Regions from separate parts of the Homo sapiens genome. Here region 1 is linked to region 2. The links are chromatin loops, found by intact Hi-C in ENCODE. Cell type or tissue: thyroid gland. All regions are shown on one strand. Each heading gives the region's core, and the rest is flanking DNA. Links, peaks and the distances in the headings are about the cores only.

Evidence for each region. Hi-C counts contacts between places; a loop is a spot of excess contacts. Peaks named below come from ENCODE experiments on the same cell type or tissue, not always from the same donor. Only the 100,000 strongest peaks of a DNase experiment are listed, where the experiment ranks them.
Region 1: a loop joins it to region 2, with 1.9 times the contacts of the local background. A loop is called at or near these places in 11 of 110 quality-filtered maps.

What each region holds. Positions count from the first base shown.
Region 1 is chr3:185,771,855-185,783,518 of GRCh38, reverse strand. The region is part of intron 2 of IGF2BP2 (insulin like growth factor 2 mRNA binding protein 2); the gene reads left to right. Among named protein-coding and RNA genes, the nearest start is that of MIR548AQ, 9.8 kb to the right of the region's middle. RefSeq lists enhancers at 2,947-3,447, 3,535-4,432, 9,015-9,867. In thyroid gland, for the core only: no CTCF peak of the experiment used is centred there; a DNase peak (open chromatin) is centred at 9,568; H3K27ac peaks cover 822 bases.
Region 2 is chr3:185,820,016-185,831,679 of GRCh38, reverse strand. It overlaps IGF2BP2 (insulin like growth factor 2 mRNA binding protein 2), which reads left to right and starts at 6,638. Exons shown (of 16, transcript NM_006548.6): 1 at 6,638-6,897; 2 at 8,467-8,527. The coding sequence starts at 6,720. RefSeq lists silencers at 5,821-5,910, 6,321-6,590, 6,602-6,832 and an enhancer at 7,772-8,635. In thyroid gland, for the core only: a CTCF peak has its summit at 6,403; DNase peaks (open chromatin) are centred at 5,359, 5,939, 6,479 and 7,377; H3K4me3 peaks cover 2,492 bases; H3K27ac peaks cover 2,154 bases.

The DNA.
Region 1 (11,664 bases), core at 8,476-10,975, 52 kb after region 2:
TTCCCTGGTTTATGTCCCTAAGTTTGTAAACACCTCCTGGGTTGGAATCTTGGGAACTCTTTGTCCTGCCCTCAGGGGTGAGAACTCCACTTTTGCTGACCTTGGCAATCACAGTGGCTTTCTACCACCTTAAGTCCTTCTTCCCCTGTGCAGAGCTCCCTGTAACCCTGGAGGGCCTAGCCCACTCTCCCACCTGAGGGCCATTGTGCAGTTAGGCCTTCCATGACCTTCTCAGAGCAGAGGCTTCAATCTATTTTCAGTAAGAGTCCAGATGTTTAGAAATCTGTATAGGTGAGGGGCACATTTACTTTTATTGCTGTTCGTAGAACAAGAAGGACCACTCTTGGTTTGCAAGTATCTTGTGTGTCTCAACTGTGAATCATATATATGATAACCTTTAATCTTATCACTATCCTTTTATCCATAAACCTTCATAATTGGTCTAGCTTCACCATGACACTTTAGTGGAATTAAACTTGAACTAAAAACTATGTAATTAGAACTATTAATTGTGTTAGTAACTTGATAACACAAGGCCCACAGCTGACAGGTGGTTAATCCCAACTACATAACTTCTTCATATGTGCTCTTAAAGATGGAGTTGAAAACAATAACCACCACAAGACTTTGGGAGAACATCTCAGGTGGGTGTTACTTGGTGACCATGCCAGAAAGCCAGCGACTTCCACCTCCCAGTCCCCACCCTGGGATCCTGGTGAACTTCATGCCGGCTCTTCTCTGTGTAAGAGCCTTGTACCCTGTGAGTTTCATGCTTTGACTTATTCTAGTCACTGTGTGGACACAGTTATGTAGCTATTTTCAGGTAAGACCAGTGTAGGTATGCCTGTTAATTGACAGTCTGCGCTCCCAGTGATGGAATAAAATTACTAGGAATAATTATTTTTTGGTGACCACCTTGTAAGTGCCATGGTATAGTGGAAAGCCCTTTTCAAAGGGTCTCAAAATTAGTGGATGGTAATATAACTTTCTATGTAAACGAATGTGAGTTTCTTGAACATGGTAAATTAGAGAACACCATGCCCAAAAGGTTAATTCCAAGCAGAGATAGTCGGTGAAACGTTTCAAGACTATTTGAAGCAAACACATGATGCTTCTAGTCTAGTTGAATATCAATGTGATACAGAGGAAAAGGGGTAGATTTTGGAGTCAAATGGACCAATATTAGAAATTAGCCGTGTGATTTTAAGCGAGTTTTAAATACCTTCAACCTGTTGTTTTCTCATCTAAGAAAAGGGAGTTGGGGGCTAATAATTCTCTACATCATTAAAATTTTCCTGGCACATTAAGTTCCTGGCACAAAGAGGGTGTTTTTAGCAGTACTCACTACTAGGGCCATCTCTTCACTCTTTTCTTTCTGAACGAAGAAGGAAGGAGTTGTCTTACTCTACTGAGTCACGGTTTAAATTTAGCAAGATCTCAGAACCAGTACATATGTTTTAAATGGTTATGGGAAATATGCCTTCTATTTGAAGTGAGCTGTGCTTGATTCATATTTTTTAAACAATATATATATTCTGCCCAATTCTAAAAAAAAATATTTCAAGTAGCTAATTCACTTCTTAGTCATACTATGAACTCCCAGGACCTTATCCCACAAATGCAGCCCTGGTTAGAACTATTCAAAGAGCCTTTGATGCTTCAAACCCACTAACCCCATTTTGCACATTTCCCCAAAGCAAACGCACTCATGCATACACACACACACACACACACAAACACAAACAACTTATGACCCAACTTTTGGGAACAATGTTAAAGCAAACAAACAAAATTCTTAGAAAGTTGTGAGGTGCTTAAAATAGTTTGATTTTTAAATGATTGAGGAGCTTTTCCCATAAGACTTGGTGCTTGCTGCTATAAATAAAGGCATGCATATATGTCCAGAGTTGTATCTCTCTAGTCACAATGCTTAAACCGACTTCAAGAAGTCAGTTGTATTATTTTAATATTATTATTTAATATCCAGGATCCACTGTAACCTTTTAACCCTGTTAACGCCAAACCTTTAAAAAGAGTTTAACTTCACAAAGCCTATAAGTCAGATTGAGAATATTTCACATGAAAAGCTTCCAGGTGTCACTTACCTTTAGAAATGGAATTTTTCAGCCTATTATTCGGGACAGACAACTAGATTCTTCCTTTCCTCCCAGCTCCTCAAACACTGTTGACATTCTCACTATGACATTTCTAATGGATTATCATTGCTGAAGCTGGGAGATGGATACATAGTATTTGTCTGCTTTTGTATTTGTTGAGTTTTTTCCACAATAAAAACAGACAATTTTTTTAAAAATGCAGAATAGCTGGAATTCATCCTTAATCTACTTTATGTTGAGGATAGGGTAGTAGTATTTTTTTGCAGCCTTATTTCCTTGGGTTGTTCAAGGCAAGGTATTGGAAAAGTTAAAAAACTCAAATAACTAGATTTGAGAGCCCCAAAGTGTACATATTATTTGAATTCTAATGTTTCTCCTGAGAATTTCCAACCTGAAGCTGCCAAAAAACTGCCTTAAAATGTGGATAGGTATTATATTTAAATATGACAGTGTGGCAAATGTGGTGTAATTGAAATGATAGAGGACTTGGAATCACAAGATGTGAGCCAAGGTCTAGCTTTGCCACTTACTGGTTAGATAGTCCGTAGACATATCATGCAACCTTTCTGAGCTGGTTTCTTCGGCTATAAAATGGGGACGATATGTGCTCTGTGCACTTCTTAGGGATCTTAAAAATATATTATTATGATTATACATAGCCTGGTGAGTAATTCATTTAGGTAGAATTCATATCATCCGTGGGAATGTGCAGTAGCAGAAGGAATCACGTATATAACATGTTTTCAGGTAGCTCACAGACAAATGAAAAAAGCTACCTTTCTGTGTATACACAGAAAAACCAACATCATACCACTTTTGAAGACCTTTTTAAATAGCGCAGAATATACGCAGTAGCAGCTGAATGTGTATGTGGGAGAAAACGCGAGAAAAAATGGTCTGTGCCAGTGTACCAAATACCCGCAGTTTGCTGAAGATCTTTAAATTTTCTGTCCATCTTTCTGCAGCCTTATCCTGAACATATGTTCTCTCCATAAACTCATTTGGCCAAGGAACTATATAGCTACTTGAAAAATATTTGTCCCACAGGTGATAAGTGATGTATTCTCCTTTCAATTAATAAGCAAATAGAACATCATAATCCTCTTTTAACCTCCCATCCCTAATCCTGGTCCCTTTCCTCCTTTCCCAGTTGTAACCACTATTTCCTTTCATTATCTGTCTTTCCAGACCTTTTCTCTTCCTTTACATATGCGTATATGTATCCAGAGAGAATATATAATGAGGCATTTGTGTTTCTTTTCTTTTACTTTAAACAACTGTCATACTAAGTGGAACATTCCACAACTGGCTTTTTTCACGCAACATGTCTAGAACTTTCCATGATCTGGCTCATTCACTTTAGCCTCCGTTTACTGTCTGTACTGGTTTGTTTTGCCATTTGCCTATGGTTAGGCTGTTTCCAATTCCAAACATGCTGCAATAAACATCTTTGTAATATCCTGTTATTTACGCTTATATACAAGTATTTCTCTAGGGTAGGGATTGAGAAGTGGAATTGCTAAGTCTTAAATCATATACCTTTACATTTTATTGTTTAATGGCAAATAACTCTCCCAAGTAAAATGAACACTGTATTTTATACTTTGGTTTCTTGCCCAGCTTTTCAGAATGGCAATAGGAGAAGCTTTCAGAGGACAGTTACGGTGGTCTAGAGTAGACCAGTGCTTTTGTAAACCTTAGCGTGCAGACTCATTACCTGGGGATTTTGTTAAAATGTAAATTGTGACTCAGTAAGTTTGGAATGAGGCCTGGGGGTCTGTAGTTTTAACAAGCTCCCAGTTGGTGATCAGGGACCACACTTGGAATAGCAAGAATCTTGCTCCAGTTCATTTTTTAGCATTGTGTGGAAGTTATTTTATGGGTGTGTGTGCCCATGTATTAACTCATGGACACAAGCATGTTTCCTAGGAAGCTATGTTTTGCCAGAATTTGGACCATAGCCCCCAGTCATCTTGACCTTTAAAGTTAGATACTGTGAACATTTATGGCAAAATGTTGATGGTGATTGAAACTGGGTGAAGGGTGCTGTAGATCTGTTGTATGTCTCTACTTTTGTGCAGAGAATTCTGTGGAAATGCTCACAATACACTTTGAAAATAGAAGAAAGATCCCTTTAAAGTTTGAGTTATTCCTAAAGATTTTCAGCTTGGTACATGCTGCCATGCCTTTCCTAGATTTCCTGTGGTAGATGATTTGGAAGTGTTTTATTTTAATCAGTAGTGTATTTTGACTCATGAGTTTTAATTTTAGCATATCAAAGTATTTTTAGAAGTTTAAAAATAACTGCAAAAAAAAAAAAAGCTTTGTTCCATATCTGCCTACCTTAGCAGCTCAGTCAAATCACCCTCAGCCTTCCTTTTTCAAGAGAGGATGCCATAGAGCGGCATACACCATGATCACTGCATGGTAGTGTGTTAGCTCTGGAGGCACTTTAGAGAAGGAACCTCTAAGGCCAGAGTGCCCATGTTGACTTATTGGTGATCACCTGAACACTGTTATGTAAGGTTTTGAGGTCTCATCTGGGTTCAACAGAAAAGATTTCTGTGATTAACTAGCAATGTTGGTCAGAGTGTGCTGGATTGGAGAATTGTAGCACAAATAGCATGTATTGGTTGACTCTGGTTCAGTGAAAGTAGTTATTTTATAGTTGAGAAAACAAGACACCAAAAATGTAAATGACCTGTCTTGGGTTCATGGTTAGCAGAAGAGCTAGTCCTGTAGAACCAGGTGTCCAGATTCCGAGTCTAGTTCCCTTCCTGCTGTGCCATCCTGATAATGAGACTGTGACTAGCTGTAGAGTACTTGCATGTTGAAGCAACTTGGTAGAGGGGAAGGCATTATTCGCCTTTTAACTAGGTGATCTTGGGCAAATCAGTTAATCCTGAGAGGGAATATACAGCAGGTCCCAAATAATGTCATTCAGTTTTATGTTGCTTTATTATAATGTTGATGAGAAAAAAGTTGACTCCTGGCTAGGCCGCTGTGTAGAATTTGCACATTCTCCCTGTCTGTGTGGCTTTTCTCTGAGTACTCCAGTTTCCTCCCATATTCTAAAGTTGCACACATTAGGTTAATTGGCGTGTCTAAGTTGTCCCTGTCTGAGTGAGTGTGGGGGTGTGTGTGAGTGCCGTGAGATGGAATGGTGTCCTGTCCAGGGTTGCTTCTGGCCTTGTGCCCTGAGCTGCCAAGACGTGCTCCAGCTACTCTCAACTTTGTATTGGAATAAGCAGGTTGGAAAATGAATGAATGAATGAATATAAATTACTGTAAAATGAAAGTAGATGGTAGTACAAATGCATGACAGTAAGTGATACAGCACAACAATGCTCAGCGAGCCTCCACATTTGTGATTTTTTTTTTTTTGACGGAGTCTCACTCTTGCAATCTCGGCTCACTGCAACCTCCACCTCCTGGGTTCAAGAGATTCTCCTGCCTCAGCCTCCCAAGTAGCTGGGATTACAGATGTGCATCACTGTGCCGGGCTAATTTTTTTGTATATTTAGTAGAAACAGGATTTCACCATGTTGACCGGGTTGGTCTCGACCTCCTGACCTCAGGAGATCTGCCTGCCTTGGCCTCCCAAAGTGCTGGGATTACAGGTGTGAGCCACTGTGCCCAGCCCTTGTGATGGTTTTTGAACTGTGTGGTGATAGGAGATGCTCCTTACAATTTTAGCTTTGCAAACATTTATTCCTTGATTTAACCCACCACCATTATGACTGACATCACTCACTGATTCACTGAAAATTGGGTAAATAATGATCTTACTTGTTTTTATGAATATTTCTTAGATGTGTGCATAGCTCATTTATTTAAATGTTTAAAATTGAAAGTGTTTTGGGGTTTTTCTTTTAGAAGTTTGGTGATTTTGTTATTGTTGTTGTTTTTTTGAGACAGGGTCTTGCTCTGTCACCCAGGCTAGAGGCTAGTGGTGCGATCTTGGCTCACTGCAGCTTCGACTTCCTGGGCCCAAGCCATCCTCCTGAATAGCTGGGACTACAGGCATGAGCCACCATGCTTAGCTAATTTTTTTTGTTTTGTTTTGGTTTTGGTTTTGGCTAATCTTTTATTTTTTTAGAGACAAGGTTTTGCCATGTTGCCCAGGCTGGTGGTTTTGTGACCAGAAATATACCTTAAAAACTTAACTCTTCTTTATATTAACTAGCCTATGGTAAAATTGGTTTTGTTACACATCATTTTGCTTAAAGTTGCAGTTTCCAAGAAGCTATTGACAACATTAAGTGAGGACTTCCTGTAGTTTCTTCTTTTGGAGGCAACTATCTCTCTTTTCACTTTGGCCACTAGGAAGCTCAGAGCCAAACTCATAGCTCTAATGTAGCAACTCTTTAGTACCCTTTTGAACTGAATAATTGTATTTTAACCCTACTTTCTTTCTGAGTCTGCTTCTGTCTTGACCTCCTAATCTAATTTCCTATTTTCTTACCCTGATGTATTCATTTCATTTATATTGCACTGTTTTATTGTATGTCTTTACCATAAGCTGCCTCAAATATTTGTGAAACAGATGGTATATAAATAAAGAACATTGGAATGTTTGAGAAAGTTGTTGTTGACAAGACCGATGAAGATGAAAATAGTGTAGTTCTGAGAAAATGTTGGTTGCTGTGGCATCTGCTCTTTTTTTCTCCCTTGCACTCTTATCTCCTGGGGTGGTCCATCTTCGTTACCTTCAACTCCCATGACACCCCTGCTGTGGCTTTGGCTGCATTCTGGAGTCTTCTCTATCTCCGCCCTCACCCTGGATTCACAAATGCAGATCTGTATTTCTGACTTCCTTCCTATTGGATAGCTCCATCTGAATGTCCCTAAGTCCCTCAACTCAACACGTTCAAAACGAGGCTCAGCATCCTTTCCCCCAGATCCTCTCTGCCTGGATCTCAGTTGCACCACCATCAACTTCATTTCTCCAGTCAGTAACCCGGTCCTCACTTTTTACTTTTTCCATTTTCTGATCCTTCACATCCAATCCACAACTAAGACCTGTCACTTTAAATTATAAACATGTTGTGGATCTGTTCTCTCTACTCCATACTACCTATAAGGCTCTTTGGAGTTTTTAATCTATCCTTGCCTACCTTGGGGTTTTTATTTTATTTTTATTTATTATTTTTTTAGAGGCAGAGTCTCACTTCTTTCACACAGGCTGGAGTACAGTGGCATGATCGTAGCTTACTACAGCCTTGAATTCCTGGGCTCAAGTGATCTTCCCACCTCAGCTGCCCAGGTAGCTGGGACTACAGGTGTGCACTACCACACCCAGCTAATTTGTTAAGTTTTTTATAAAGACGTGACCTCACTGTGTTGTCCAGGTTCGTCTCAAACTCCTGGGCTCAAGTGATTATCCCGCCTTGGCCACCCAAAGTGCTGGGATTGCAGGCTTGAGCCACCTTGCCATTTGCCTATTGCTAGGCTGTTTCCAATTCCAAACATGCTGCAATAAACATTTTTGTAATATCCTATTATTCACGCTTATATATAAGTATTTCTCTAGGGTAGGGATTGAGAAGTGGAATTGCTAGTTCTTAAATTATACCTTTACATTTTATTAGTGCTTGGACTGGCGTTTTTATTATTGCAGTAATCTTCACTCAGCCATCTTCTTTTATTTCCCTAACCCAGCCCATCCTTTGTCCTACAGTCAGTGATCTCCATTTCTCTTCAAGCTAAAGTTCAAATATCTTAGACCTTTCATACATTGCTTTTGCTAAGCTTATTAGTCTTATGTTTTGCCATTCCCCAACCTTGCTCAGAATGATGTTCCCTCTCCTATTCTGTTGGTGCACTCCAGTTCACCTTTCTCCTTGCTCTGGATCATTCTCCTTCCTTGGAACTCTCAGGCTGCTTCTTTGGCTTGTCAAGATCCTATGTACATCTCTGTTCTAGCTCTTACCATTGTGTGATGTGTTGTTTAAATGATCATCTTCCACTTGATTGGATGCTGTTTGGAGGGTCCAGATTGCGGCTTCTGAGTCTCTGTCTCCAGAGTTTAGCCACATATAAGATATCATAAGTGTTCATTGAAATGTTTGCTGAATGAAGGCACTGCAATTCTTGGAACAACTCCTTTACAAAACAACACCAGTAATATGGGTATTAATCACACATCAACAGTTATTACTGCCATCATTTACTGAGCTCTCACAAGGCAGGTATTGTTGTAAATGCTTTGCATGTTTTTCTCATATAACTTCTGAACAGTCCTATGAGGTCAGTGCTGTTATTATTCTTTTACAAATAAAGAAACTGAGACCATAGAGCTTAAGTAACTTGCTAGAGTTCATCCAGACAAGTGTTGGAGCCAAAATCTGAACCCAGCTCCCTCTTTTTTTTTTTTTCTTTTTAGACGGAGTCTGACTCTGTTGCCCAGGCTGGAGTGCAGTGGCACAATCTGGGCTCACTGCAAGCCCCGCCTCCCAGGTTCAAGAGATTCTCCTGCCTCAGCCTCCCAAGTAGCTGGGACTACAGGAGCCCACCAGCATCCCCGGCTAATTTTTGTATTTTTAGTAGAGACGGGGTTTCATCATATTGGCCAGGCTGGTCTGATACTCCTGACCTTGTGATCTGCCGTGACCTTGTGATCTGCCCACCTTGGTCTCCCAAAGTGCTGGGATTACAGGTGTGAGCCACCACGCCCGTCCCCAGCCGCCTCTTAACTGTCACATATACTGTCTGTGAGACTTATTTATCAATGGGAAAGCAGGAGTTGGCCCCACTGGTGTTTCTTGAAGTTGTTTTTACTTTCTTTTCTTTTCTTTTTTTTTTTTTGAGACAGAGTCTCGCTCTGTTGCCCAGGCTGGAGTGCAGTGGCGCGATCTCAGCTCACTGCAAGCTCTGCCTCCAGGGTTCACTCCATTCTCCTGCCTCAGCCTCCTGAGTAGCTGGGACTATAGGTGCCTGCCACCATGCCTGGCTAATTTTTTGTATTTTTAGTAGAGACAGGGTTTCAATGTGTTAGTCAAGATGGTCTCTATCTCCTGACCTCGTGATCCGCCCACCTCGGCCTCCCAAAGTGCAGGCCTTACAGGCGGGAACCACCATGCCCGGCCTGTTTTTACTTTCTTAGTCCGTGATTTAGCAGTAGTAGAGGAAAACAAGCAGACATCTGAAACCTGGTGAAAGTCATTGAAACCATGCAAGCCCTGTGTAACCGTCTCCCTCCTGCTTGCTTGTGCTCTAGACTGTCCATACCCGCCTCAATTGTATGAACTGGAGTAAGGATGAGGCCATAATTATTTGCCCTTCCAGAAAGGCACACATTCTGGCACTCCTCCAGAAAATTGTGTTCAGCACTGTGTTAAGGAGAGGTAGAGAACAGCAGGCAGCTCTCACTCCAGCCAGAGATCAAAAGAGATTTGTTTCTCCTCTCAGTCAGTGAAGTCAGGACTTCCAGGAAGGGAGGGCCAGAAGTGAGAAGATCTCCGCGAAGGAGCTGAGAAAGTATTTGTCTTTGTTAGATCACTTGCATGAGTGTGCTCAGCACGTTAAAAATGTGGCACAAGGGCTTTTAGAGCACTTGTTTTTAAACGAGTATTCAGACTGCAAGTAAAATTGAGCTAATGAAAAGAAAATTGTGAGAATTTAAGCCTAAGAAGTTACACTGAGAAATTTCAGCAAGAAAAAGAAAGTGGCATGAGAAGATGAGTTGATCAAAGGAATTGTAAAGTACTGTAGGGATAAGGCCAGTTGCTCATTTTTCTATGAGCAACTGATCATGTTTCTTTTGACCTTATAAATAAACCCCTCCTTGGCCTTCCTAACTTAGTTTTTATGTAGGAAATTTAAACTTACCTAAAGTCTATTTTGTTCTGTTTTTAACTAAGTAGTTTTAAGCATAAACACTGAATTTTAAAACCATATATCTGGGGAAAATTTCCTACTTCTAAAAATTATCTATTCATGTATATTTCCATTTGAATGTGTAATCTGCACTCAAACTTTGTATGGGAACAATTTATATTTATTTAGTACTTCCGCCTGTTAAATTATTTGAAGGTCTAATAGATCATTCTGTCTTAGCCAAAAGCTCAAGTTCTATAGTCTATAGTGTTATAATAGTGATTATTCCTCCTTAACAATATAGACAAGTAGGAATTATCTGTTTTACTAATCAACACACAGAGCAGGTAAATGGCTCAGTAATAGGAGTTAGAATAGCACCTAGGAGGTATAAAAATGTGGCCAGCTATCTTTTTGGTTTGTCTGCTTACCTGGTCCTTAGTGAAGAGATTTGGAATGGTATTGTGCTATTTAGCCTCCTGGGTAGCAGTCACGTGCTTTGCTGCTCTTGGGAACCTAATTGGTACCCTGATGGGGTTAGTTATCAGGCCTCCTGGAGCACCTCTATATTCCCTTGCAGACACCATTTAAATCCTGGAGCTTGGGAAGCAGGGATGAAGTCTTCTGCCCATTCATTAATAGATGGCCCAGGCTATGACATTATTGAGAGCAGACATTTAGAAGGGCGAAAGAGAAGGAAAGGGCCGGGCACGGTGGCTCACGCCTGTAATCCCAGCACTTTGGGAGGCTGAGGTGGGTGGATCACCTGAGGTCAGGAGTTTAAGACTAGCCTGGCTAACATGGTGAAACCCCGTCTGTACTAAAAATACAAAAATTAGCTGGGCATGGTGGCGCATGCCTGTAGTCCCAGCTACTTGGGAGGCTGAGACAGGAGAATCGCTTGAATCTGGGAGGCAGAGTTTGCAGTGAGCTGAGGTTGCACCACTGCACTCCAGCCTGGGCGACACAGCGAGACTTTGTCTCAAAAAAAAAAAAAAAAAAAAAAGAGAGAGAAGGGAAGAAAAGGAGTTGTATAGGGATTATCCCATTGTAATGATTGATGATGATATAGTGATATAATACACTATGTACAGCCGTTGTAGTACTGAATTGCTAACTTGTGAAGGAGAGATGAGAATCTTTCAGATACAGAAGCATGAGGAGTAGATATTTGGGAAAAGATAAATTTGAAAATATTTAGATATCGTGTGGAAGGTTGGTAAAGACCAAGCTCTACAGAGCCTAGCGTTTTCTCTTCAGCAAATAGAACAGCCCACTGAATAAAACTTACAGTAGGGAAAACTCTTTAAGGAAGGCTCACAGTATTCATTATTCAGCAAACATTTTTGAGTATCTAAACATTTTTGTAGTATCGGCCAGGCATTATTCTAGGCACTTGAGCTAGAACAGTGAACAAAACAGACAGAAATCCTTGCCCTTGTAGAGCAAACAATTTAGTGTGGACAAGCAGAAAAGAAACCAAATAAATACATAAAATGTATTATCTAGAGCCTTTTGGTTCTGAGTAATAGAAACAGAATCAAGCTAGCTTAAGCAAAAGGAGTTGCTGTGAAGGAGTTTCTGACTGGCTCTGTTTGGGGCAGAGATGCCTACTTCTGACCTAACCAGATATGGCCACAGTGACAGGGTTCCAGGATATAAACACCGCCTCCAGAAGCCCACCTCTGTGACAAAGAGGCCGTGTGAGCTGCATAGCCTCAAAAATGGG
Region 2 (11,664 bases), core at 4,947-7,446:
GGAATCCTCTTGCCTCAGCCTCCTGAATGGCTAGGACTACAGGTATGTACTACCACACTCTGCTAATTTTTAATTTTTTTTTTTTTTGTAGAGACTGGGTCTTACTTCATTGACCAGGTTGGTCTTGAACTCCTGGCCTCGAGCAGTCCCTCCTGCTTCAGGCTCCCAAAGTGCTGGAATTACAGGCATGAGCCACCATGCCCAGCCAGTGAATAGTTTTAATTTCCCCAATTACTCATGAGTTGAGCTTGAGTTTCATCTTCTGTGAATTAGCCCATTCATACACTTTGCTCGTTTTTCCAATGGTTGTCTTTTTCTAATTGATTTATAAGATCTCTTTATGCAGCTTGGATAATACATCAGTGTTTACACTATGACTGTACAAACATTTTCACTGTTGAGCCTATGACCATTGCTCCTTTCTTGTATGACCACGTATTTTTCCTTCAGTTAATGATTTCCTTGTTTTCCCACTTGTCTGGCTTTCCATATACTTGTGATTAATTTTTTCCAAATGCTCCAACATGTCTGCTATCCTATCAGAAATAATCATTATGCACTCACAGAAATGAGTTCCATTTTGTTGTTGTTCCTTGAAGACCTCATTCTGAGCCATCTATCCTCTTGTTCCAATCTGTGCTGGTTGCTCGTGGGATGGCTGCATTGCAGGCATTCTGGATTTTTAAATTCAGAGTCTACCATGTTGGATTCCTTATTTCCCAAATCCCATGTAATCTTCTTCCATGGTTTTGCTGGCACTTATCTCCCAGTAGCTTCCCCAAAACGGGCATGTCTGAATTCTTGCATATCTTTTTAAACTGATGGTCTCACTAGGTTTAGAATTCTAGATTGAAGATAATTTCCACTCAGTTTTAAAGGCATTGCTCTATTGACTCCCTAGTTTCCTGTTTTAGGAAAATACATTCTCATTCCTGTTCCAACTCCTTTGTATGCGACCTATTTTGTCCAGATGCTTTTATAATTTGAGTTCAGAATTTCATGATGATGTGATTTTTAGATCTTCTATCATTCATTTTGCTGGGCCTTCTGCAAACTCTTTGATCTGGAGATCCATGTCTTTGATTCTGAGAATCTTTTTTGTTTTGCATTATTTCTTCTGTCTTGTTCTCAAACATTTCTGAGTTAACATTTGGATTGGATTTCAAATGTGGAACAGATACTTTGTGTGTCTGTGCCTTTGCATATGCTATTCTTTCTGCCTAGGATGTATTTCCTCTCTTACGTCTTGTATTCTAGTAAATCCCTAATTATCCTTCAAAACCAAAATCAATTCTTTCCTGATGTTCCCTTCCCCAACACTGGGCTGAATGGGATGCTCTATCTTGTATGCTCACAAAGTCTACTGTGGCACCTCTAATGCCATGCTATGGTCTGTTTATATATCTGCCTCCTCCACTGACCATAAATTCCTTGAGATCAGGATGATGTTTATTTATTCTGTATCCTCAGTGCTTAGCACTACACAGTGCCATGAATAAATGAATTCAACAAGGGGATTGTGCAAGATAAATACCATCACATACATCTTCGTTTAATCCCTTAGAGCAAACCTCAGATGGTCATTGTTTATTCAACAATATTACCCGAGCCTTTATTATGGACCAGGTTTCATACGGGCCAAAGGAAATTCTAACAGGAAAATGAGAAGATCTTATTCCTCCAGAAACCCACCATGTAGTAGGGAAGGCTTCCCTCCATCCTCCATGTTTAAAAATTCAGATATAACTCACATACCGTAAAATTTACTCACTTAAAATACACTTCAATGGTTTTTAATATATTCACAGTTGTACAACTATCACTAGACAAAATATTTTTTATCTGTATGAAGTGCTGTGTGTATCATGGGGCCAAGTCAGGGGAAGACAGGAGTTTACCAGGGGAAGAAATGCATTCCAGGGAAAGAGAACAAATGTGCAAAAAGACGGAATTCTGAAATGACCTAGCATTTGCATAATATGAAACTGCAGGGGGAGGTAGGCTAGAGTTTATAGTGAGGAAACAATTGGGCTAGTTTACAAATGAGGAATCTGAAGCTCAAATAGATGAAGTAACTGGCATAAGGCAATTATCTTATGCTAACTCAAGAAAAGGTGTCTAAGGCAGGGGTCCCCAACCTTGGTGCCATGGACTGGTACTGTGGCCTGTTAGGAACCCGGCTACACAGCAGGAGGTGAGGAGCAGGCAAGCATTACTGCCTGAGCTCCACCTCCTGTCAGATCAGCGGTGGCATCAGATTCTCATCGGAACTTGAACCTTATTTTGAACTGCGCATGTGAGGATAGGTTGCATGCTCCCTATGAGAATCTAACTAATGCCTGATGATTTGAGGTGAAGAAGTTTCATCCTGAAACCACCCCCCAACCTGTCTGTGGAAAAATAGTCTTCCATGAAACCGGTCCCTGGTGCCAAAATGGTTGGGGACTACTGGTCTAAGGGACATTACCCTACTACCAAATCATTCCTGATGCACAGGCAGGTGCAGGACCTTCTAAGAATTACCTCCAAATGTTGGCTTTGCCTCAGCCTTCCAGCAAATAGGCTTCACTTTCTCTTTCAACTTCTCACATTATCTAGAGACACTGGTTATACTGACTACATTATCAGTTGAGCAAAAAAACATTCCGCTATAGCTTTGTAGGTTCAAAAGGATCGCTTGAGCTCAAGAGTTTGAGACCAGCCTGGGCAACACAGTGAGATCCCATCTCTTAAAAAAAATTTTAGCTGGGCATGGTGGCATGCATCTGTAGTCCCAGCTACTCGGGAGACTGAGGTGGGAGGACTGCTTGAGTCTGGAAGTTTGAGATTGCAGTGAGCCATGATCACCCCACCACACTCCAGCCTGGGTGACAGTAAGACTTTTTTTAAAAAAAAAAAAAAAAAAAGAAAAGAAAAAGACTTAACACTTATGAACTCTTTGTTGTTAGACTAAAATGTTTTTTCCAGGTGTGTTTCAGGCCCTCCATGTGATTAAGAAAAAATTATACTTTCCTGAGCTTCAGTTTTCTTACCTGAAAAGAAGGATTAAGAAAGCTTGTCCCAGCCACCTTATCACTGTCTTGCCCAAAAGAATCGCTGGGAAACAATGAGGATCTGTACTGCCTTTGAAACTCTTGAGGAAAACATTAGTTAATTCATGCTTTAAAAGGTAATATGCCTACTATAAGATTTTCTCCAAATTTCTGACCTCTGTTAAACATTCATAAAATCTTGGCTTATCAGGTGTAAACCAAGTCTAGATCAATCAAGATGGTCTCTGTTTCAGCTCTCTGGGGGAGGGATAAGTAGGGGAACTCGAGAGAAAACAGGTAGAAAATAAGTTTTGCCTGGCAGGAGCAAGGCCTCTGAATTTCTGACTTTGCACTTGGAGGCTGTCCCCTATTGTCTTCAAAGGTCCCCAACCCCTTCTCTATCATGTGAAAAATAACTCTGCATTCTAAGATAAGGCACTGTAGATGCTGCAAACCAGGGGTGTAGTGGAAGCATGCCCTCCATCACACTTACAGTTCAAGCCCTCCTTCTGCAGCCCTGCTGTTTCCAAAATTCCAGCAGGACAGCTGACAACTGCAGCAAAGAGCAATTATTTCTCTGAAAAAAAAAATTTCAAAGTGACTTGGTGAAGCAGGGTAAGAAGAGTTCACCAGAAGCCACCTGATAGGGTTCGGCTGTGTCCTCACGCAAATCTCATTTTGAAACGTAACTCCCATAATTCCCACATGTCATGGGCGGGACCCGGTGGGAGGTAACTGAATCATGGGGGTGGGTTTTTCCCATGCTGTTCTTGCAATAGTGAATAAGTATCACGAAATCTGATGGTTTTATAAAGGGCAGTTCCCCTGCACACGTGCTCTTGCCTGCCCCCATGTAAGATGTGCCTTTGCTCCTCCTTCACCTTCCGCTATGAGGAGGCCTCCTGGGCCGTGTGGAACTGTGAGTCCATTAAGCCTCTTTTTCTTTATAAATTACCCAGTCTTGGGCATTTCTTCAGAGCAGTATGAAAATGGACTGATACACCACCTCTGCCAAGAATCTGTACATTGTCTAATGTGTTTTTCGTCTCACAGTAAGACCAAATAATTGATGTATCTAAAATGCTACACAACAACAACAACAACAACAAGTTTTTCTGACCTGTTGGAGAGGAATGAGGCCAACTATTCCTGCCACTCTCGTTTCTCCTTTACATGTACCTGTGAATAATAAGCAAATATGCTGTCCTATAATATAAAGGTGACCATATCAATTAGGAGCACATGTGTAAATAATCTAAAGATGGTTAGTTCAGTCTGCTGAGGTTTATGCATGCACAAGTCATGTTCATTTGTGATTCTCTGATACAATTTAGTAAAGAAGCATCCACACCTAGTTTATCTATTACTTTGGGGATTAGTAACCAAGTTCATTCTCAACTCCTGGAGCAGTAAAATCCGATTCTTTTTCTAGAGAGAGAAAAAAATATGTGAATACTTGAGACAAAAGCCAGAATTCAAATAACTGCAAATATCTAGGTGAAAATGGATTCATTACTTTCTCCTCTGGATACCTAATTAGTTAAGAAGATCTCCTTCTGTAGAATAAAGTATTTTAAAAGTTCATGAATTCCTGGGGGAAAGAAGAGAAACAGGCATTAAGTGTCTGACCACCCATGTCTCAACACGCTAGGCAGTTATCCTTCTTGTAGCCCTCACAACAGCCCTGCGAGGACTGGTTATTTTATCTCCTTATAGATGAAGAAACTTAGGCTCGAGAATGCTGGAACATCTCAGGGCACAAAGATGGGGGCAGAGAGAAGGTCTGAGTCCGGGGCAGATAGGCCTTCCACTCCAACAGTGTTTACCAGACCAGAATCACCTGGGAGTACTTGCGGAAAATACAAAATCCAGCAAGCCCCATTCTCTCCACGCCGCTCATCAACAGGAAAGCTTGGGAAAGACAATACTACTTCACGACCCAGTCAGGAGACCCGAACTTGTTCCATTCCTACATTCGTGACTTCTCCACCCAAGGACACTCCCCGCACCCGCGCCCCAACGCCTTCACAAAACCCAACATATCCGCGATCAAACCTTCAACTCTCCCAGTGGCCCCCAGAGGTCCAGAGCTTGGAATCTTCTTCTGCCTCCTCACCTCTGAATCCCGCCATTCTTCTCCCTCCTGTAGAATTTCATTTCCTGGCTGGGACCAGGCTCTAACCATCAGGCTTCCAGCCGGGCCCCGGAACTTGCAGCCCGCTCTAGCCTGTCTGGCTCCTGCCCGAGCCCCTCGGCTCCAGCCTGCTCTCATCCCAACCCTGCCTCTTCCGTCGGTCACGTTGTTTCCTCCGCTTGGAAGGACCTCTTTCCTCTCCGGGCCCTTCCCAGTGCTCGGGGAACTCCTACACAGCCTGCGCTCCTCCGCTTCCAGCCACCCTCGCCTCCCACCACCCTGGCTTTGGAGCTGAACCGGCCGCGCAGCCGGGCGGCGACCATCCGTCCCCCGGCCGCTGACCCCAGCGCTCCGGCCTCGCCGCAGTCCCTGGCCCCTCGGCGTTCGTTTCCCCACCCGCCACCTGGCTTTCGCCGCCGCCGCCCGGGAAGCCCTCGGCACTTCCCAGAATAGAGAGCAGCTGCCAACGTCAGGCTGCCGCCTGCCGCGGGGTTCCGGACACGCGGGGTCTGGGCGGAGAGGACGTGACTCCGCGCTGGCCTTCCGCCTTCCCTCCCCGGTCGGGAAACTGAGGCCCGGGACCGGGAACCACTTCCCCGCGAGCACGGTCCGCGAGGGCCCGGCCAACCCCGGTCCTAGGCGTCCCGACTCCCGCGCGCGATCCTTCGACCACACGCGCCGCTCGGTCACCTCAGAGAGCGTGGCGGGGAGCGGGTCTCAGAGCGAGCGCACGGCCCGGGAACGCGCAGGGCGCCAGCCCCGGCCAAGTCGCTGCGAAAGTTGTTGTCTCCCAGCCTGCCCTCGCCTCTCACCTCCGGGACACACCTTCCCGCTTGCCCTGGCAGCAGCGCACTCACATCCGGTCCACCTTGCGCACACCCCTCTCCGCGCTCACTCGCAGCCCCTCTCCCTCCCACGCCCGCGGCTCCCCGTCGCCCCCTCGCGCGCTCCCACCCGCGCCCGGGGCGCGCCTTCCCCGCCCCGCCGCTCGCCCGGCCTCGGCGCCGCGCCCGCCCGGGGTTCCGGCGCCCGGAGCCCCAGCCCGGGGCCGCGACCCGCTTCCGCCCGCCTGGCGCGGGGCCGGAGCCCGAGCAGCCACTGCCGAGCGCGGTGGGCGCGAGGCGAGGGGCGCAGCGGCGCGGGGCGGGGAGGGGGCGCTCGCTCGCTCCCTCTCGGCTGCGCACACGCCCGTACAAACTCTCACACAGACACACGCGGGGTGCGCTGCCGCCGCCCGCCGCTGCTCCTCCTCCCGCCACCGCCTTGAGAGGGAGAGAGAGGGAGGCAGAGAGAGCGCTTTGTCCGCGCGCCGCCGCCCGGCCCGGGACTCTGCCCCGAGGAGGCAGCCGCGCCGAGTCCCCGCCTCCGCCTCTGCCCCCGGGCGGGCCGGGCCGGCCGCGGTGGGGGGAGCCAGGCTGAGGGTGGGGGTGGGTGGCGGGCGGGCGGAGGGCGGGGAGGGGGGGCGGAGGAGGAGGAGAGACGAGGGCAGCGGAGGAGGCGAGGAGCGCCGGGTACCGGGCCGGGGGAGCCGCGGGCTCTCGGGGAAGAGACGGATGATGAACAAGCTTTACATCGGGAACCTGAGCCCCGCCGTCACCGCCGACGACCTCCGGCAGCTCTTTGGGGACAGGAAGCTGCCCCTGGCGGGACAGGTCCTGCTGAAGTCCGGCTACGCCTTCGTGGACTACCCCGACCAGAACTGGGCCATCCGCGCCATCGAGACCCTCTCGGGTGAGCACTCAGCGCGGCCCCCTCCCCCCGCCTCGCCCCGCTCAGGCCGGGACGGCGCCGGGAGGGAGGCCGAGTCCGGCGGGCGGCGCCCGGCGGCGGCTCCCGCGCCCGCACGCTCACTTCCACGCACCAGACCCTCAACTCTCGCCGCCGGCCCGCTCCTGGGACGGCCCGCTCCCCTCCCCCCACAGCTCTGGACTCTGCCCTCGCCCTCGGGGCCGCAGCCTTGGGGCGCCCCCCGTGCCGCTCCGAAGGCTCCCGAGGCTCGCCGGCTCCTTAGGGGCACCCCTCGTTCGCCTGGCGCCCCGGGCTGCTCTGAGCTTCCCCGCCCCCCACCCTTTGAGCGTCCCCTGTCTCACTTCTCCCCTGACCTTCCTGTCACCCCCTTTGTCAGGGTCCCCCCTTCCCCAAATCCAGCGTCTCTTCCTCCTCCCCCGGCCGGACCTTCTCTCTTCCAGTGCCTCGTGCCCAGAACCTCTCGCCCTCTGGCGTCTCCTGAGCCGCACTCTCCTTTCGAGCCCCCTCCCCACCTCGCCCCACGGCCCCCCACTTTTGGCACCCCCTCGGCGCCACCCTGGTGACCCCCTTCGAGATCTCGGGGCTCCCCCAGCCCCAGCCCTCGCACGACGGCACATCCCCTCGGTCCTTTCCCGAACCTCAGTCCCCTCTCGCTTGCTCTCTCAAGCGCTCCTATTTTTCTCTGAATTTTTTGTCCGATTTTATTGAGAAGAACTCGGGGCTGGGGGCTTTCCGCCGCCCGTCCCCCCGCCTCCCGCTCGGCCAGAAGCACCTTTTTACGAGGTGCCCTGTCTCAACTCGGTGGGGGCCAGGGTTGAGAACCGGGAAAGAGGCGACCGGGGGGCCCGCGAGCGCGCTGGAGCCCAGACAGGAGACGGAGAGCGACACACACACACACTCGCGCGCGCGCACTCCCCAACTCTCCCCAGCACACGCTCCGCTCCCAGCCGCGCGGGCCCCCGGGCCCCGGCCGGCGCCCCCCGAACCCCGGCCCGGCGGGAGCCCCTTCCCCACCGGCGTGTGGAGTGGGGGCGGGGCGGCGGCGAGGCCAAGGTGACACCCAGGAGCGGGCAGGGACAGGGCTGTCGCTGCGGCGGACTCCGGGGGGCTTCGGCTCGTTTTCTCGGGGCCACCGGGAGGAGAGGGCAGGGAGGGGAGCCCGGTGGAGCCTTCGGGCCCCGGATTAGCGGAATGGAGAGGTGGGGGCCGGGAGAGCAGCGGGGCCGCGCCAGCCCTGCAGCTTGAGTTTCAAATGAGCTCATCCTTTCAAATTGGCGCCGCTCTTTATTAAATTTGTTTTTCCGGTAATGCCACCCACGGCTATACCTGGGGTCCGACCCGGGCTCGCACCCTCCTCGCCTTGTCCCGAGACACGGGGCGCCCACCTTTCTTTCTACTGGGAACCAAGTTCGCCCAGCTCGATCCGGGTAGGAGACCCCTTGGGGGCGCCCGAAGGCGGAGCCCGAGCGTGGAGTTCCGTGCGTGCCCCCCCTAGACCCCCGCGGGCTTGATCTAAGCAAGGTTCTGAGTGCTTTAATTTCTGTTTTAAAGGTAAAGTGGAATTGCATGGGAAAATCATGGAAGTTGATTACTCAGTCTCTAAAAAGCTAAGGTAAATATACTTTGCTTAGTTTTTTTTTTGCGATTGGCCTTACGTATAAGTAAAAAACGTACACACAGCTTTAAAAAACGTGCTCTTGGTAGTTTTTAAAGGGGCTTTTGTTTGTTTTGTTAGTGGAGATACATAGTTTAGAAAGCTACTTTTTTTTTTTTTACTTTCATTATATAAGGTGTTTACTGTTCTTGGAAAATATCTGGTGCCTAATTGGGGGTCGGGGTGGCGAACACCAGCTATGTTCAGTTCGCTGGGACCCTGTAACTTGTTTATCAAAAATTGCCTCCCACCCCCACCTCCCGCCCCTACCCCCAGCAGAATAGCAGCAAATGCTTGTCAAGACTTCCTGTGAGATGTGAAGAGTAAATATTTACTATGTCAGCTAAATTGCTTAACTAAACTTAGCGATTAATTACTTTTCTCTTTTAGATAGTTTAATGTTGAATAGTAAAATAATTCAGTAAGGGGTCAATATTTTGCATAGCTTTCTAAAGAAGTGGGTTGTTTGGATTGGATGGCAGTTAAAAGCCGGACTTTTTCAGTCACTGAGACTACTGAGTATAGCTTCTGAGCATTTTGTTGTTGTTGCTTGTAAGAAATGTTTGCGGCTAAAATAAATACCCTTGTGAAATCTATAGTTATATTTAAGTGCACTGTTGTTAATGACGGAGTAACAAGTTTTGTGGAGGTTGGATTTCTCCACAGTGATTTGCTAACATGAGAAGAGAAGAGAAAACATCTTTGTTTAAAGTTTATTGTGGACTTTAAATTTGGGCCCTTTATTACTCATTCTAAATTTTTTTCTTCTGCTGTGTGTCGAAACTTAGTTTATATCCCATTCACATACATTTCTTCACCATTAGTCATTAAGTAGCTGGACTGGAGCTGTTCAATGAAGTTTTTGATGACCACCTTTACAGTTTATCAGTCAATAGTTTAACCACCTGATTTTTGTCAGGATTGAGTAGATTTTAAAACAAACTACCCTAATTTTATAAATACTTAGATGTGTTGCTGAAGGGATTTTTAAAAATTGTGTGCCACATTTCCAGATATGTTTTATTTTAAGTAAGCAACAGAATAACTTTTGTTTGCAAATAATCTCTGTGGCATATGAGAAAATTACTTAAATCCTGTTTTTTTTTTAATTTAAAAAAGGTGAGTTATGATTTGCAGTTTCATGTGTAATATTAAGCTAGTTCTTTCCTCTATTGGGAAAGATGTAACGTGTAACCAATTGGTTTTCAATAAGGTATTCTAAATTTGTATACTTTTCTTTAAAATAATATTTTTTGCTTGAGAAATCCAAGTTGAAGCTTTCTGATATATTAACTATTTACAACAAATATAAATTACTATCTCACAACACTTGAAAATTTGCAGAATGAATATATTGAACAGTGAAATAACTACCCCAAGTATTTGATACAGTATGTTTCTATAAATGTCTAATTCTGTTGGCTGTTTGCGGTTGTGAATACTTTTGGGGGTTATAATTAGTAAAAAAAAAAATTACTAGAATTTTATCTTAGTTGGTGTCTCATTTCATGTTGCAGTGTGCATTATTTAATTTTGTGGTATATGTGAAATACTGGTTTATCTAAAGTTATTAACAGCTCCTAAAACTTCTCACAAATGTACTACTTTTTATCTTTTTTCTTTCAAAATGCAGATTATTTGCTGTTAGCCGGAGTGTCATTTAAGTAATTTTGTTCTGTTTAAGAGTTCAGAATTGAAGGCATGTCCCCAGTTTTTAGTATAAGTTAAATAAAGAGCAATCTAGGATTTATACAGCCCTATTAGTTGATGATTTCTTTGAACATGTGGGCGATGTGAAATACCCAGGAGGTAGATTAAAATGCGCTGTGTATGATTCACTACACTGAAAATGTTTAACATTCCAAATGTATGCATAAGCTGCTGCTCTAGAGGAGTTACATCATTTCTGATTGGATGGTTTTAATTTTTTTTTCCTTTCCTTTATTAGTTTAAATGCAGAAATTAGCTACTTGTACTGCAGGCTAAGGGAGAGATAGCTAATGACCGGTATTGTGTACTGAGATCAGACTTCAGGGATGAAGCAGCTGTATGTTCTCATGTCCTGGACACTACCACGTTGATGGCTTTCTAAATCCAGGGTACTGTGACATTTGAAACCAAAGCTTTTATGTTATATGGAGACTATTTTGGTGTTCTTGTGTTGCATTTCTGTGAATATTAACAAGTTAGAAGTAAATTTGGCAGTGTTAAGTCAATTCTATATGTGGTTTTTGTGTTAGTTGAAATGAAAATGGGAAGAAAATAGTTCATCCTCATTGCTTGCTTACTTAAAAATCATTCAACAATTGAGTGCATTTTCTTTGTATTGTAGTGATTTCTTTGATTTCTCAAGAATTAGTTTGATTATCTGTATCTCAAATAGATTTTTTAAGGTTAATGATAGTTTGGGAGGAGATGTTTTTATCTTATGAAATTATTGGCATGCCATTTGCTTACCAGTTGTATCTTTTGTTAAATATTCTGGCATCATTTTATAATAGCATAATAGACTAGATGCCATTATTTTCTCAGGGTCACTTAGAAATAGAAAACTCTTTTCTTTTTGCAGCGTATGTTTTATTCTTATTAAATGCAAATTATTCTAATGTCAACCGCACATAAAGCATTTATTTCTCTTTGTAAGTTGGTTTCAGGCTCTGTTGAATAAAAGTGTTTGAATCTTTTTTTCTCTATTAATATTTCTTGGTAGTACATATGGTCAAATGTTTATTAAAGAGGAAAAAACTGGTAAGCTTTAAAATGCTGTTAAAAGTTTTGGAAACTTCCTTGACAGAAATTTCATTTTTGGTGTTGTTGAAGGTTAACTTAAAAATTATGTGTGTGTGTGTGTGTGTGTGTGTGTGTGTGTGTGTGTATGTGTATATATACACATACACACACACACATACTGCATGCCTTGTTTTGAACTAAGACATGCTAACTTGAATGTGCTTTTGTACCTCAAGTTGAATGATTCTGTGAGAAACAAAACTTTGAAAAATGCAGTTTCTGCCCACCTCTAGGAAGTAACTAAGTGGTTCTAGACATTCTTTCACTGAGATGGTGTGAATAGTATGAGATAGTGTAGGAAAAAG